Regions from separate parts of the Homo sapiens genome. Here region 2 is linked to region 1. A link is a loop called in an ENCODE intact Hi-C map of the cell type or tissue named here. Cell type or tissue: Caco-2. All regions are shown on one strand. Each heading gives the region's core, and the rest is flanking DNA. Links, peaks and the distances in the headings are about the cores only. Region 1 overlaps CTNNA2 (catenin alpha 2). Region 2 overlaps CTNNA2 (catenin alpha 2).

Region 1 (8,342 bases), core at 86-8,085:
GATATGCAAGGGACAACTCCACAAAGAGCATGATTAAGGAAAAAAAAAAAGCCAAGTGCAGTGGCTCATGCCTGTAATCCCAGAAATTTGGGACGCCAAGGCAGGAGGATCGCTTGAGCCCAGGAATGCGAGACCAGCCTGGGCAACATAGTGAGATCTCTGTTTTACAAAATAAAGAAAGAAAAACTAGCCAGGCATGGTGGCACATATCTGTGGTCCCAGCTACTAGGGAGGCTGAGCAGGGAGGATCACTTGAGCCCAGGCAATCAAGACTACAGTGAACCGTGATTGCACCACTGTACTCCAGCCTTAGCAACAGAGTGAGATCCTATCTAAAAAAGAAAAAAAAAAAAGGAAAAAATGATGCAAAAAGTCTGTAGGTAAGTTGAGAAACCCAAAACCTATGCCATCTTAGAAGCCCACCTCCATTCCCTAGACCCGGCACAAGGCTAAACACCGAAGAGGCCTTCAATGAATACTTGTAGATTTCCTTTTTGAGAAGGTGGGGAGGACTTTGTGGCATTGAGGCTTTTTGAAAAGAGGGCTTGATAAGTTCTTATCAGGGAGCCAGATACAGTAAGAAAACAGCAAAAAAAGTTGTATTTATTTCTTATGGTTCCAAAGTAGGTCCTTAGCTGGCAGAAGGTAAAGTCCTTAAACTACCTAGCACTCCTTTCCTCATTGTCTCCAGCCATTCGGTACACATGCTTGTAACTAGTGATGAGTAAGCATTTCATAGTCAATGAAGTCTATTAGAGTGATGGCCTAAGACACAGGTGGTTTCAGCATATAATAAAAATAATTAATTTATAAATATTATTTTTATAATATTTATACATGTATAAATATTATTTTATAATATTTATACAAGTATAAATATTATTTTTATAATATTTATACAAGTATAAATATTATTTTTATAATATTTATACAAGTATAAATATTATTTTTATAATATTTATACATGTATAAATATTATTTTTATAATATTTATACATGTATAAATATTTATATTTATACATGTATAAATATTTATATTTATACATGTATAAATATTATTTTATAATATTTATACATGTATAAATATTATTTTTATAACAGTTATTTTTTGATGACTATGTGCTATGCATTTTCCTAAGCAAGTTATACACAGTGCATCATTTAACCCTTACACAGCCCTAGGAGGTAGACGCTATTATCACCTTATTTTGCAATGGAGGAAAATGAGACACTAAGAGAGAATTGAACTGCCAAGAGTGAAATGGCTAGTAAGTTGGAGAGCCCAGAGTAGAATTCAGGTACAGCTAACTCCTCTTGACCACTGTGTTCTGTGCTGAGATAGAGTGTATATCAAAAGCCACTTTGCCCTAACATCTTAGATGGTACAGGATGGATGGCTTAGGAATATGGGATACAGGTATCTTGATATGGATGATAGAAGAAAAAGCTGAAATATTTCAAGTTCCAATACCTATCTGATGACCTTCCCAGGACAGACAAAAGGCAGAATGAAGGGGCTTCCCATCACACAGGGATAGAAGTGCAAACACCAAAGGAGAAACAAGAACAACAACAAAAAGAAAAAAAACAGTAAGGGAAGGGATATGGACAGACCTAATAGAAACGAATCAAGGTCAAATGTTCATGTACACAGTAGTTTTAACGGACTTCCCTAATTGACAAATTGTCTGTATAATCTTTTAGAAGTAGCACAGATTTTGAAGTTTCAGATCTAAGTTCAAATAGGGTTCAGCCAGGATCTTGAGAAAGTCACTAAGATATTTGTAAGGCTTAGTAACCTAATCTAATCTGAACATTGGAGACATACAATTTGCAGTATTATTTGGGGTGATTCCACTGAATTATGTAGAGAAATGTGTTTTGTAAGTTGTCTGGCATAGACCATTTGAACCTCATCTTGTTCTCTTGCTCCTTATTTCCCCTTAGGTTTAAGCAGCGTCTAATACACAAATGGTCACTGAGGGGGAAGAGCTCTGAGAATCACCACTGCAACTGCATTGAGAGTACAGGACTCAGGTTGTTTGATCAGGTGTTGTTCCTGCAGCATATCTTGCCATGTATAAGCCCTCTATTTCACCCCACACACGCATACAGACACACAATGAAGAAAGTGGGAGTCACACTGTCATTCTGCCACCTTCTCTAGCTCATCTACTCTTCTTGCAAATGAACTTCAGATGTTAAACAGTGTTTTTACTTACATCTTTCAAAATGGGGAAATGCCATTCCTAATACAACTACTGCCTCTTTAAATGTTTTGTGTCACGGTGATTTGTTGCAGATGGGTAACATGTAGCCAGATGGGGGTCTGTTCTTTACCTCAAAACTAGGATTCTTCAGGGACCCAATATGATGGAGTGTGCTTTGCATAATGGGCTTATTTGATGAGCACAGTTGTTTTTTGACTAAAACCAATCTATAAGCTTAGGCCATACATCATGTTGCTAAATAAATAAATACTAAATAAATCAAGCCATAATTAAATATTTTAGAATTTGAATGAAATGTCTTTTTCCTAACATTATTTTCAAAAATCATTTGGTGATTCCCCAGCTAAACAGTTGCTTAGTAAAGCCAAGAATCCAAAACAGGTTTGGAAGCAAAAAGCCCCAGACTCCATCACTACATACCCGTAGGTCAATATTAGAAATACTGGACTATCTGTTAGAAAATATCAGAAATAGAGGATTAGTTAATCATGAGAGAAGCTCATGATGGAACAATATGCAGCCATTAAAAAAGAATGTTTCAGAAGAATCTGTAATGACATTGAAAAATGATTAAGATATTATTGCAAATGTTATAAAACAACATATGTGATATGACCCCAATCCTATAAGTGTGTGTGTGTGTGTGTGTGTGTGTGTGTGTGTGTGTGTGACAGAGAGAGAGAGAGGTTTGTTTTATGAACAAACCAGAGAGCGCCTGCACACTGGCACTTGGGTTCTGTGTTTCTTCACCATAGGCTGAGACCCATTAGCCCAAAAGCCTGCTGGCATCAATCTCAAATTTTTACACATCTAATTATCTTAAATATTGCCCAAATAAGCAGATTTTCAGTGAATTGGAGTTTGCTTGCTTTGCACACTTCACAAATCTGTGCCCAACACCTGTAGCCACAGATAACATAAGCTCTGGGTGTAAAGATCTCAAGCTGCTGCTACCCTTCTGAGCACTCAGACACAGAGATCCCCTGCTGTGCTGCCCAGTGACATCACCTAGATACACAATCTCTGATGATCTCTGCCCTTTTTCCTTTCTGAACTGGGACCTCTGCGCTTACCCTCAGGACAGACTTCCACAGCAAGGAACCTCTCTGCCTGCAAACCTGTCAAAGTGCCTAACACAGCCTGTGTGTACCACTGCCACCTTGTGGTCATATTTTTTTCTTTGATTAGTCCCCAAATCCTTTGAACTCCTTAAAATGCCACCCGGCATCTCCTTTCCCCATGAGATGTAGAGAAGACTGGCTGCAACCTTATGCCACAAACCCACATTTCTCCAAATATTTTCAGTGCTTACTATTTCATCTTTACTTTTGTAGAAAGCTTCTGGCTTCTACTCACGATAATTGCTTCACTTTGATTGATTCAAATATGAAAACCAGTTTTTTCCTTTAATTTCTGCACGAAAATAGACTCATACATCACATGTGTGATACTGACTTAACAGAAGGTTTGACTCTGAGTTGGGGGATGTTCTACTTGCAACAATGTAAACAATAATATCAAATGGAACATCCCTCGTTTTCCCCTCGTTTTCCTGCTTGGAAGTCTTTCTCTGTTACCTACCATCACAGGTTTCTCAGTGGCCCTTGACCCTCCCTATTTTCTTACAGATTCTCTCTCTTCACCATCGCTGCTCTGCTCCACCTTCCCTTTTTGCATTGCCCACAATAATTCACTGATGACATGTGGTTTTAGTTGGAATAGGTGGGACAGGACCAGCACTGCACCTTGAATGGTATTGGAATAGTGGATGGGTGGAGGGCAAGCTCCCCAGAGCCCTGTCTTAGTGGCAGGGCTTTTCAACTTCCAAAAATGGAAATGAAGTTACTCTATGTATTTACAGTAAGCATGCAGTTTTTGAGAAATATGTGACAGGAGAAACAGAGACAAAATCTTAAACATTAAACAAATAGAAAATAAAAGTGATACGGAGCAGTGGGGTACCCCAGAAGGCCCTTTTCCAAGCTTAAGTGCTACAGAAATCAGGAGAGAGAGTTGAGCACCAAGAAACTGGCAGAACCAGAGCAGGGCTTGGAACTTTTGGCAGCGGACATACTGGGGGTGGGGGAGGGAAAAGAGGAGAAAAGGTAGGTGACATTTTAAAGCAGGAATATGATCTGTGCAAAGTACCAAATATGAGATGTCTTGTGGAATGCTGAGTAGCCCAAATTGGAAAACTGGAGGCGAGAAAAGTAGACTAAGAGGGGCAGATGGAGCTAGATTTGGGAGACATTGAGATATCAGGCTAAGAGTTGACACTATTTTTAAAGCCAGTGTTTCTCTAATTGAGAATTTGTGGAGCTCTCAGTGTCTATCTATAGACTCCAGCTTAAGAAGCATTGCATGACTCTGAAAAGGGTCAAAATCTGCCAATATGTAAGATCCCCTTGCCAAAGCATTTGGAACATTTTCTCCTCTTAATCTGAGTCTTAGTGCCTCCCTCTTGTTCTCTTCCAATAACTCTGCAGGAGATAAACTTTACTATTTTCATTTGCAAGTTTTCCCCAAATCCGAGAATTCCTCTGTTATGTCTGCAGCAGACATTACATGTGGTACCACCTTTGCCACCAAATGTGCCACCACTTCAACAACCATTCTCCAACCCCTGCCGATGAGCTCATCTGTTACCAAGTACTCTGTACAACGTTGAACAGCATTTTAGAAAAGACTCTGTCCTCCCTCAGTCCTCTCTCCCCTCCGCCACACTAAGTGCAAGCTGGGAATCAGCTCAGATTTATTGGATGTAAGGGCCTGTAATGACTTATCAGTCTGGGTGAGAGAAGTCTATTACCCTCCAACCACACATCAAGTGGTTTTCATCTCAGGTCCACACACCACCTCACGGGGCCCACAGCAGGAGTAGAACAGTAAATTCACTCCAGGGTTAAATAAAACTTTGTAGTGGGCAACAATGACAGACAAGGTCTTGATTAAACATGTGAGATGGCAATTTCTGAATGGGTAACCAAATCTACATTTCAAAGTAAAAACTTAGAGAAGCTTTCAAAGGAAGACATTCAACAGAGCGGGATGCTACAATTGACGGCACGGAATAGGGAGGAGGTATATTTCAGCAAAACTTTGTTACTATCTCTCCTTTCTTTCTTGTTACAATTCTTCCATTTAATGAGTTTGTCCTCTAATTTTTCAAAAACTTTTTTTCTTTCTATGATATAATAACAACTAGAATACAGCACCAATGAGGAAAATATTGAAGTGCAGTAGAGCAAGGCTTAGGCTTTGGAATGAAGTGATGTGAAACTTTTTGTAATAGGCTGAATAATGGCCCTCAAATCTATCAGTTCTTAATCCCTGGAGCCTGTAAGTGTTACCTGATTTTTAAAAAGAGTCTGTGCAGACACAAGTAAGTTAAGGATCTTGAGATAGGAAGATTATTCTGCATTATTTGGTAGGGCCCTAAATATAAACACATGTATCTTTATAAGAGGAGAGCAGAGAAACAGTTGACACAAAGAGACCACAGCGAAGGCAATGTGACCATGGGCAGAGACTGGAGTTATATGGCCAAGGAATGTAGGTAGCCACCAGCAGCTGGAAGAAGAAAGGAGATGAGATTCCCCCCTAGAGCCTTCAGGGGGAGTATGAGTCTGCTCACACCTTGATTTTGGCCCAATGGAACTGATTTCAGACTTTTTTTTTTTTTTGAGACAGGGTCTCACTCTGTTTGCCGAGGCTGCAGTGCAGTGGTGTGATCATGGCTCACTGCAGCCTCGACCTCCCAGGCTCAAGCGATCCTCCCTCCTGAGCCTCCCAAGTAGTTTGGACTACAAGTACACACCACCACACCCAGCTAATTTTGTTTTATTTTTTATTTTTTTGTAGAGACAAAGTCTCACTGTGTTTCTCAGGCTGGTGTTAAACTCCTGGGCTCAAGACATCCTCCCGCCTCAGCTCCCAAAGTGCTGGGATTACAGGTGTGAGGCCCAATTTGAACTTCTGGATGCTAAAACTGTGAAAAAACAAATTTCTGTTGCTTTATGCAACCAAGTTTGTGATAATGTGTTACAGCAGCCACAGGAAACTAATACACTTCTCACTCACAATCCCCTCATATAGAACATTTTTGGAAACCATCCAGGTAGTATTTCTTCCTGGGCATCATCCCGCTTATTGTAAATTAGACTCAAATGCAAAACTACCTTTTCAGGAAAACTGGAGCACCCATCTCTGCTTTATTGCAAAGTTAGTTAGATCAAATTAGAATCATCTCACCCACTACTCTAAAGGGTTAAATGTGCCTATGAGTGAATAGACTGAGAAGGGAGTTACAGTGTTGGCTGGGCTGATTGATCCAGACTAACCAGGGCAAATTGTAGCACTCATCCACAGTCAGGGTAAGAAAGAATATGTCTGGAATATAGAAGATCTCTTAGTTTAGTATTACCATGCCCTGTGATTAAAGTGAATTGAAGACTACAACACATTCCAGACAGAAGTACGAATAGCCCAGACCCTTCAGGCATAAAGATTTGGGTCAACCTACCACATAAAAATGCATGACAGGTTAAGGTGCTTGCTGAAGGCAAAGGGAACAGAATGCATAGTAGAAGAAGGTAGCTATAAATACCAGCCATGGCCATTTACAGAAAGGAGGACTGTCACTGACATGAGTATTTCTTTCTTATTAGTTATGAATTTATACACACACACACACACGTACATATATTAAGCAAATCTCTTCAATTTATTTCCTCTCTTATTCCCTTATCACATAATATGTTTTGACTTTATATAAATATTTAAGCATTGTTAATTTCACATCATAATATTGAAGTTATGGTGTATCAAGAGAAAAGATCAGACAAAGATTTCACCTTCTTTTTTGGGGAAGGAATTAGTACATTTTCAATCGTATGGCGGATGGTTGTATCATGTTAGATGGAATTATAAATTTCTATTATTTTTATTTAGAGATAAAGTATGATTTAAAAAGAAGTGTTTGTGAGTACCATGCTGACAAGCGGTAGATTTGTGATGGTTAATTTTATATGGCAACTTAACTGAGTTAAGGGATGCCTAGGTAGCTGGCAAAATGTTATTCCTACTTGTCTCTGTGACGGTGTTCCGGAATAGATTAGCATTTGAATCGGTAGTCTGAGTAAAGAAGAACTACCTTTACCAGTGTGCACAAGCATTAGGGCAGCTTCCAATATGCTGAGGGTCCATACAGAACATAAAGGTGGAAAAAGGGTGAATTCTCTCTCTCTTCTCAAGCTGGGACATCTATCTTCTCTGCCCTTGGACATTGGAGCTAATGCTTTTCAGTTGCCCCCAGCCTTAGGCTTCCCCTGTGTTCCTAGTTCTTAAGCCTATCAGGGGACATTTTGGCCTCCTATATAATAGTTAGTCATAATAAATCTCCTCTTCTATATCTATTCATATCCTATTGGTTGTTTCTCTGGAGAATCCTGACTAATGCAGTGCCTGTGTTAGGTCCTTGATCATTCCATTAGGAAAATGTAACATATCTTTTCATCCATCCATGGACCACGCATCATGGCTCATTCCATCTGCCACTAGTCAGGGGTATAAGAACAGAGTCTCATACGAAAACATGTGAGATGTCTGTGGTGGTGTTTTGGAAATAACTATCAGGTTCCTGAGTCCAGGAAAGGGTTTCAAACTGGCCAGTCACTGTTTCTGACTTTTTTCCTTTTTCCTACCCTCACTCTCCAACTCTCAAGTTATTAAGAGAAAAGTTAAAAATGAACAGTCAAAAAACTCAGTATCAAGTAAAAAATACATTGTAATTTGGCAATGGTCTCCAATCACATACTTGGGCTTTCAGCATCAAAGGGAACTTGGGCTGTTTTAATAAACATTAAGATGAAAAGCAGTGAGCCAACAAAGCGTGACAGGATTTAAAAAAATTCATGCAATGTGCAAGGAGTTGCAATTATATTTCCAGTTAAAGAGAGATGAAGGAAATTCAACTCCATTTTCAGCAATTTGCATGTTTCCCACAAAGAGCTTTGCTCTAGTTAATGGCCAAGATGATAAACAGGAGAAGCATGACCTCCCTGTTACCTAGTGCCACTCCCTGCAGGCTCTCTAGGTACTTCAAAGCACTTA
Region 2 (8,342 bases), core at 98-8,097, 73 kb before region 1:
TTTTCCACAGTGTGGCAACAAATCACTTGACCATACTAATCAGACCCTGAGAAGATGTGCAGAGGGCCTCTGGAGCCTGGGGATGACCAGCACAAGACCCAAGAAGCCAACAGATGCAGGTGGAGGTGCAGGAGATAATGAACAGGCCTAGGGTGGATGCTTTGGCGTTCACTCTTCATTCTTCAGGCATGTGTTTTTTGTGTTTAAACAAGATCTTGAATGTGGCTTAAAATTGTAACTAAACATTTGCATCTTGGGTCATTGTCTAATAAACTTTCAGAAAGTGAATACACTGTGTGTGTGTGTGTGTGTGTGTGTGTGTGTGTGTGTGTGTGATCCATTCTAATCGAGTATTCCCTGAATCTAGAGTTGAAGATCCTCTTTAAGAAACCTAATCAACATGACTTGGAAAGGAACTAGCAGTTGGAAATTTCAGTGTCTACACAGGCAATCTCCTTAGTTAATGCTGCTAGGCCTACAGTTACGTAAGTATGCTACACAAATGGTGCATATTAAGGGGTATTTCTATGGCCTAATGCCTGGAGCACTACAAGGGCTGGGGACATATTATTAGAAAAGCCCTGACATAGAGAAAGAAGAAACTGTAATTGGCTGTAGTGAACAGAGAAGGTGACATTTGGGCTGAGCCCTGTTAAATGGATATGATGTGTGTGTGCGCATGTGTATGTACATGTCCATCTATAGAGAAATATCTTGGAGTGTGAACAGTACATTTTCTAGAGGTAGCGTTTCTACAGACTTCTCATAACAGGATCAAAAACATGTATTTTATAAGTCATCCCAGAACTTTGGGAAGCTGAGTGGAAAGGATTGTTTGAGGCCAGGAGTTCAAGACCAGCCTGCGCAACAAAGTAAAAGACCCTGTCTCTACAAAAAACACTTTTAAAAATTAGCTGGATACACTGGCATGCACCTGTAGTCACAGCCACTCAGGAGGTTGAGTCAGGAGAATTCCTTAAGCTCAAGCATTTGAAGCTGCAGTGAGCTATGATCAAATCACGCCACTGCACTCCAGCCTGGATGATAGAGAAATAACTTGTCTTAAAAAAAAAAAAAAAAAAAAAATAACAAAATAAGTCAGAAGGTTGAAGCTTTTCTGAGTTTTGTTTTTTTAATTTGGTAAATTCCAGTTTGGTCAGCAGTGCTAATGACACATCAGGTGAAAGAGATTTCCATCCACTGAACAGAGGAGTGGAGCACACAAGGCAGCAATAAAGAAGATGATCTGCAGCCTGAAGTTGATTTAGGGCACAGAGGAGTCCAGTGGTTCAACCTTCTCTTCTCATCCGGAGATGCTCTTTCCAGTGCCAAGCCTAGGAGAGTTTGGTTTTATTTTGAAGAGGAAGACAGTTTTCCTTATGGAACCTAAGGAAAACTACACTCTATATGGCATACGTTCATAAACTTTCAAAGCCTCAGAGAAATAAAACTGAAATTCAGCAAAGAGCTTGGGAAAACTATGCTCGTCCAGAATCAAATCTCTTAAAATAAAGGCCTGCAGCTGGGACAGGTGGCCTTGGTGGTAAGGCCCATACTTTGCTTCTGGTGCTGCTCCTCTGCTCTCTCGGGTGCATTGCCCCACAGTGCACATGAGCTCCTGCCTCAGTTTGCCCCTGCAGGCCTAGAGGCCTTTAGGCAGCTATTTGCAAGGACTGGAACATGCCAGCTGGATCAGTGATCATTTAGCCTTTGTATTCTTTGGGATTCTATTGCCCACCTGACTGTTGACTTGTAAATATCCAGTTCCTTGTCTTTCACATGATGTTTCCCAACTTCCCTGTACTCAGCAGTCTTTGCTGCTGATGCTACTTTTGTAACCCCCTGAATCCAGACAAGACTGGCTAACTTTAAGCCTGTACAGAAAGAAATCTGCCAATGCCTTTAAAAAGAAATCCCCGAACATCTCAAGAGAGACAGATTCTACCAACTCAACTGAAAATAGAGACATTTAGATATTTGCAATGGAGGAAAGAGTGGAGAAAAAAATGAAAGCCTATATTATAAACTGAGCTATGTACATTTACCAAAAAAATTCAAATCCTTGGCTCTAAAAAAATGACATTAAAAAGTTAAGCAGTACTTACTCTTATTTAAAATGTCATTCTTGTTCAGTGTAACTGTTAGACATTTAATAAAGACAGATGAGCCACACTGACTCCGTGAAGACAAAACTTTCCCCTGTACATCCGCTCTAAAAGCTTTTAAAACCACTCTGTCAGGAGCAATTTGATGGCATATCAATTGTGTTTCTCTAAGGAACCACAGTACTGCATGTGACAAATGAACATCATAACAAGATTGGGTGGGTGGGTGCAGGGAGGTAGGGGCTGAGAAGTCCACCCCGTGGTATAAATGACTAACACAAAACACTGCTGATAAAACAGGAGAGGAAATGCATTAGCCTGCTACAAGGGGCTGAGATGGACCATTAAATATTTCATATAAGAAAAGCATATACAGCATCTCAACAGGACTTTGCTGAAATTTAGGGATTCAAAGGCCCCTAAAAGTGATTTACAAGGGGCATTTTGTTGGAAAATCTGACAGGGAGTCCTGTTGGAGTTCATCGTGGGTGGTGAGTGTTTTCTTCTAATCTTGGTGCCCCTCAGCTAGGACCATAGTTCCCAACAACAGCATTTATATCCATTCGCCATTTTTATGTTCAGTCTTTACTGCACACTGATTAACATCCCTGTGATTCAAAAGAAGGCTGTAATCCCAGCACTTTGGGAGGCCGAGTTGGTGGATCACTTGAGGTCAGGAGTTCAAAACCAGCCTGGCTAACATGGTGAAACCCCAACTGTACGAAAAATACAAAAATTAGGCTGGGCATGGTGGCTCACACCTGTTATCCCAGCACTTTGGGAAGCCAAGGCCGGTGGATCACCTGAAGTCAGGAGTTCAAGACCAGCCTGACCAACATAGTGAAATCCCATCTCTACTAAAAATACAAAAATTAGCCAGGCATGATGGTGTGTGCCTGTAATCCCAGCTACTTGGGAGGCTGAGACAGGAGAATCGCTTGAACCCAGGAGGCGGAGATTGCAGTGAGCTGAGATTGCACCACTGCACTCCAGCCTGGGTGATAGAGGGAGTCTCTATCTCAAAATAAATAAATAAATAAATAAATAAATAAATAAATAAATAAATAAAATACAAAATACAAAAATTAGCAGGGCGTGGTGGTGGAAACCTGTAATCCCAGTTACTTTGGTGGGAACCTGTAATCCCAGTTACTCGGGAGGCTGAGGCAGGAGAATCACTTGAACCTGGTAGGCAGAGGTTGCAGTGAGCCGAGATTGTGCCACTGCAGTCCAGCCTGGGTGACAGAGGAAGACTCTGTCTCAAAAAAAAAAAAAAAAAAAAAAAAAAAAAAAACCAGAGGGGACTTCCTACTTCAGAAAACGATAGTATAAATTGAATCTATAACTAGAAAATGATCAATCTTCTTGGTTAACCAGTTAAAGTGAGAGTCTCGTGGTCCAAATCTAGACTCAAGTAAGAGCAAGAAAGAGTAAGTGGGTAAGTTTTGGGGAATGGTCTATTTCTTCCCCAAAGGCAAGACAATTCATCACGGATAGAGAAAAAAATGGATGGAGAAGCTAAATTGAAAGCCCATGCCAGGGACAGTCAACTAGGCCATTAGGGACTGGACTTCCTAATCAGCAGAAAGTTGGAGAGAGTTCAGAGGGAAGAAATTTTGAGAAGTAACTGTCTTTGTTGTCTATTGAATCGATTGATGAGTAACAATCCAAGAAACAACTGTGGCTTAAAACAAAAAACATCATGTATTTGCTCACAATTCTGCAATTTTGGCAGAGTTCGCCAGGGACAGCTAATCTATGCTCCACGTGTTATTGGCTAGGGCTGCAGAACAACTGGAAAATTCAAAATAGTCTCACCTCCATGGCTGCCAGTGAAGGCTCCCTGCTGTTTGAAGAGACAGCTAGGGCTGTCCATTGGAGCACCTCAGTGCTCCTCTGCATGGCTTGAGGTTTTCACAGCATTGCAATGATATTCCAAGAGAAAGTACTGCAAATGGCTGGAAGCAGCCACCGCAGATCTCCTACAGCATGGCCATGGAAGTTACAGAGTATACTCCTGCCACATTCTATGGGTCAAAGCTAGGAGACTCCAGAAGAGGGGAAATAGACTCCACTGCTCAATGGCAGAAGTGGTAAAAATATTACACGAGACATCTTTAGACATCTATAATCCACCCCAGCAACTATGACCAAGTTACCAGTGTGTGTGCGGCAAATGGAGAATTTTTAAAAGAAAAATGAAACCTTTTCTGTAAAGTCATATACACATTAGATTGCTGATGATGGATACTATAAACCTTTGTGGGAACCACCCTGAACAGTTCTCTCTGGTAGACTTTGATCTGCTAGGAAAACGCTCCCAGGGCTTCTGAAACAAGATGTCCCAACTTCCAGAATGGCTCATGGTCAAGTGAAGGACACATACCATATTCTTCTTAATCTACCTCACAAAGAGTAGGCACTAATTAAATTCCTGTTAATTGAATCGTGAATTTCCAGACCTCCTGTGTATTCCATATGGAGTAGGCACATGGCAGTTAAATAGAAATGCTTTGGGGAGGCAGCATGGTACTGCAAATGAATAGCTTTTAAAACCCCCAACAGTGGCTAGTGGCTAGTTCTGGAGGTCATGGAGAAAGCTAATCAAAGGGAGAAGGGGAAACAAGCATAACATGCCTGGTAACCAGTGGACTCTCAATAAATATTTGTTGGATGAATGACTGGGGAGAAAAATGCTTTGAGTGTAGATAAGAGGACCCTTCCAGGGAGAATTCAACCCAGAAAATGCCTTTTGCTGCCACCTACAGCCTTGTGGGTCTATAAATACCCTCCCAGCCTGCAGTGGATTTTATATAGATCATTTATTTCAAACAGGGCACATAGGCTAGTAACTAAGGAGATTTTCTTATGTCAACATGTTATATTGCATGCATTTACAGTTTCAAGATTTTCTTCATTTCTGTATCCATAGCTTCTAGAACCGTGATTGACAGAGAGCAGTGGTTCTCAACCAAGGGTGATTTTGCCTTCCAGAGGATATCTGGCAATGTCTGGAGGCATTTTCGGTTGTGACAGCTGGGGGGAGAGGTGTTACTTGCATCTAGTGGGTAGAGGCGAGGGATGATGCTACACATCCCACAATGCACAGGACAATCTTCCACAACAAAGAATTACTCAGCCCCAAACGTCAGTTGTGATGAGAGTAACAAACTCTGCCATAGAGTAAGTATTCCATAAATATTTTCAGGATGAGAAATAATGAATGAGAAACAAATGAAGAACAACACTAATGCAGTTAATGAAGATTGTGTGGTTAAGGCAAAATATCTCAGCTCTGTTGATCAACTACAGACAGACAAATACAACTGGATTAATAGGAAGTGACTTGGGCGAAAGTGAAAAATAACAATGGACACCAGCTGAAATGAGTGAGGACAAATAAAGAGTAAGAGACAGCTCAGGCCTCTGACAGGGAAAAACCCTCAACACCGTCCTCTAAGTGTTCCAGTGATGACTTAGGAAGAAGTGACTGGTGAGCAGCTTCAGAAATATACTGCTGTGAAACTGCCTTATTGATAAGTTGTTGTATTCTTACATTTGTACTTGTTTGTCTTTAGGAATTTAAATAAAACTCATTTCATATTACGGGTTCAGATCTTAACTAATCTTTTTAAATTTTTATAAACTCACAAGTTCTATAGCTTTCTTCTGGTATTGTTAAGGAGGAGGCTGTCTTTTAACCAGGTGCATCTATGGGGAATCTGTGGTGCCTCTTACAGTTGCATGCTGCCAACTTCTTGCTTAGGACGTAAAATTTTCATTTTCTATGTGGATAGGACTGTAACCCGCTGCACTAATATCACTACTGTCACATTTTGTCTACGTACCTCAAGCTTCCTACTATTTTTATAAGTAAGAAACACTTGTGTTAGAGCTAAAAGATTGCACGGGGCAAAAGTGACAAAAACCTAACAAGGCAGCATCATCAAATATAAAGAACATAGAGGGTCAGAAGCCTTTTGGACTTAGTCTCATTAATTGGGGGAAAGACCTCTAGCCCCCAAAACTTTGAAATTGTTAATGACAACTATACTAAACATGAGATGTGACTGCTTTAAGTACCCCTGCAGATATATTTTAAAATCTAAATTCTCTCCATCAAAGCAAAATGTGAATTAATGTTTTGACAAGTAAGTTGTCACACTTACTGGGTCTTTGGAACAATAATTTTTCCACTCAAGTATTTGGCAAAACAGAACTTCTCACTGCAATTATGTGATCCCTCCCCTGCCCTCCTTCAGGCAGTTTCAAGTTACACTTAGGGCTGCTTTAGCTTTGATGTTTTTGATTTTTTTATTTCTTGCTTCTTTTTGAAAGGAGAATGTAGGAATGTATTTTACGTAATATCGTGAAATCTATCTTCTACTCCAAATTGTTCATTCTTGGGGAGGGTCCATGGGTGGGTAAAGGGGAGACTTTGGTGAAAGAGTGTGAAGTTTCAGTTAGGACGAATGACTTCTGGTGGTCTACTGCACAGCATGGTGATTACAATAAGTAATAATGTACTGCCTGTTTCAAAATAGCTAAAAGAGAGGATTTTAAGTGTTCTCACAAAAAATTTGACGAATATTTGAGGTGACAGATACATTGACTAGCTCGATTTGATCATCCCACAATGTATGAATGTATCAAAACATTACTTATACTCCATAAATATATTCAATTATGATTTGACAGTCCCAAATAATATAACACAAAAAAATACATAGAAGTCATTCTGATGTCCTTCAGGAATGTTCACTTGCTTGTGACTAAATATCAGCGTAAAGTTCTGAGGAAGGCTGTTGGAGGAAGGACACTTGGGCCGTAAGTCAAAGTGCACAGAGAACTTTCACATCCATTCAGCACTGGCACCTAGCATCAAAGACCTGAGCTGCTGGAGAATAAGGCATTGTCAGTGGTAGTTAATCTTAATGGGGCACACAAGGGATGATCCCGTGGCCCTTCCTTACTCCATACAAGGTTGTCCAAGAGAGAGAATACAGTCATGGGTCCTTAGTTTCTGTTTCTGGTTAGGCCAGTAAAGCCCCTTTTCATCTCTCTTTTCCACTTATCATTATGAGGCATTGTCAACGGTAGTTAATCTTGATGGGGCACCTGAGGAATGATCCAATGGCCCTTTGTTACTCCATACAAGGTTGTCCAAGGGAGAGAATACAGTCATGGGTCCTTAGTTTCTGTTTCTGGTTAGGCCAGTAAAGCCCCTTTCGCATCTCTCATTTCCACTTAATCACTAGAGACAGAAACTAAAAACCATGGCTTTGGGCTGCTGAAAGCCTAAAACAAACAAAACAAAGCAGAACAACAACAAAATAAGGTGGGTTGGACAAGCTTGTATGGCCTCATTGCTCATATGCATTGTGGAACTTTGGGAAAATATCTCAGCTACACACAGGGTATTTCAGAGACTTGCAACTGAGAAACTGAATGTTCCATCTCCAGATAGCCAGCTTCATTACGTCTTCTTTCCTTCACTCCATTTTCTGCTTTTTTCATCTGTTAACAGTTCTTGTTGCTCCTCATTTTAGGGCTTCCAAGACATCCTCAAATACTCTCTTGCTGGTGTTATCAAACCAAGCTGGGGTCTGCTCACTCAGTGCGGCAAAGCCAAACACTGACATAGGGACTGCAGTGAGAGAAAGTGAGGCATTTATGGCAAGGCACCAAGCAAGAAGAGGTGAGCAGCTAACGCTGAAGACTCCAACTTCCCAATGACTTACAGGTAAGGGTTTTTAAAGGTGGGGAGGCAGACATTACAGGCAAAGTCATAAGTCAAATACATGAAGGATAGGCATTGGTTTGACCTAAAAAAGTGGGACATCTTGAGGCAGGGGCTCATAAGACATAGGTGCATCCAAAATTTTTCTAATTTGCAATTGGTTTAGGAGGCGAAGCTTTCTCTAAAAGCTTGGGATCAGCAGAATATTACATCTGACCTCCAGGCCCCTCAGGAAGAAATTCAGAACAAAGAACAGCAGTCAGAATTCAGTCCTCAGTTCCTCTTTATCTGAGGTCTATGTGCCAGCGGATCCATTTGGTGGGGATCTGGATTTCTGAAAAACAACTCAGGGACATATGTTAAGACGTTATCTTTAGAGTGAGACCCTGTCTCAAAAAAAAAAAAAAAATGCTATCTTTAGTTCCTGTAGGGAACCAAACATCCCATGATTCTTTCTGGGATACTGTTTTAAGCTACTATTACCTTCTTGCTTGACA

The links. Peaks named below come from ENCODE experiments on the same cell type or tissue, not always from the same donor. Only the 100,000 strongest peaks of a DNase experiment are listed, where the experiment ranks them.
Region 2: a loop joins it to region 1, with 3 times the contacts of the local background. A loop is called at or near these places in 2 of 110 quality-filtered maps.

What each region holds. Positions count from the first base shown.
Region 1 is chr2:80,068,290-80,076,631 of GRCh38, reverse strand. The region is part of intron 7 of CTNNA2 (catenin alpha 2); the gene reads right to left. Among named protein-coding and RNA genes, the nearest start is that of MIR8080, 210 kb to the right of the region's middle. In Caco-2, for the core only: a CTCF peak has its summit at 3,408 (motif pointing left); a DNase peak (open chromatin) is centred at 3,321.
Region 2 is chr2:80,141,768-80,150,109 of GRCh38, reverse strand. The region is part of intron 7 of CTNNA2 (catenin alpha 2); the gene reads right to left. Among named protein-coding and RNA genes, the nearest start is that of LRRTM1, 160 kb to the left of the region's middle. In Caco-2, for the core only: no CTCF peak of the experiment used is centred there; a DNase peak (open chromatin) is centred at 4,839.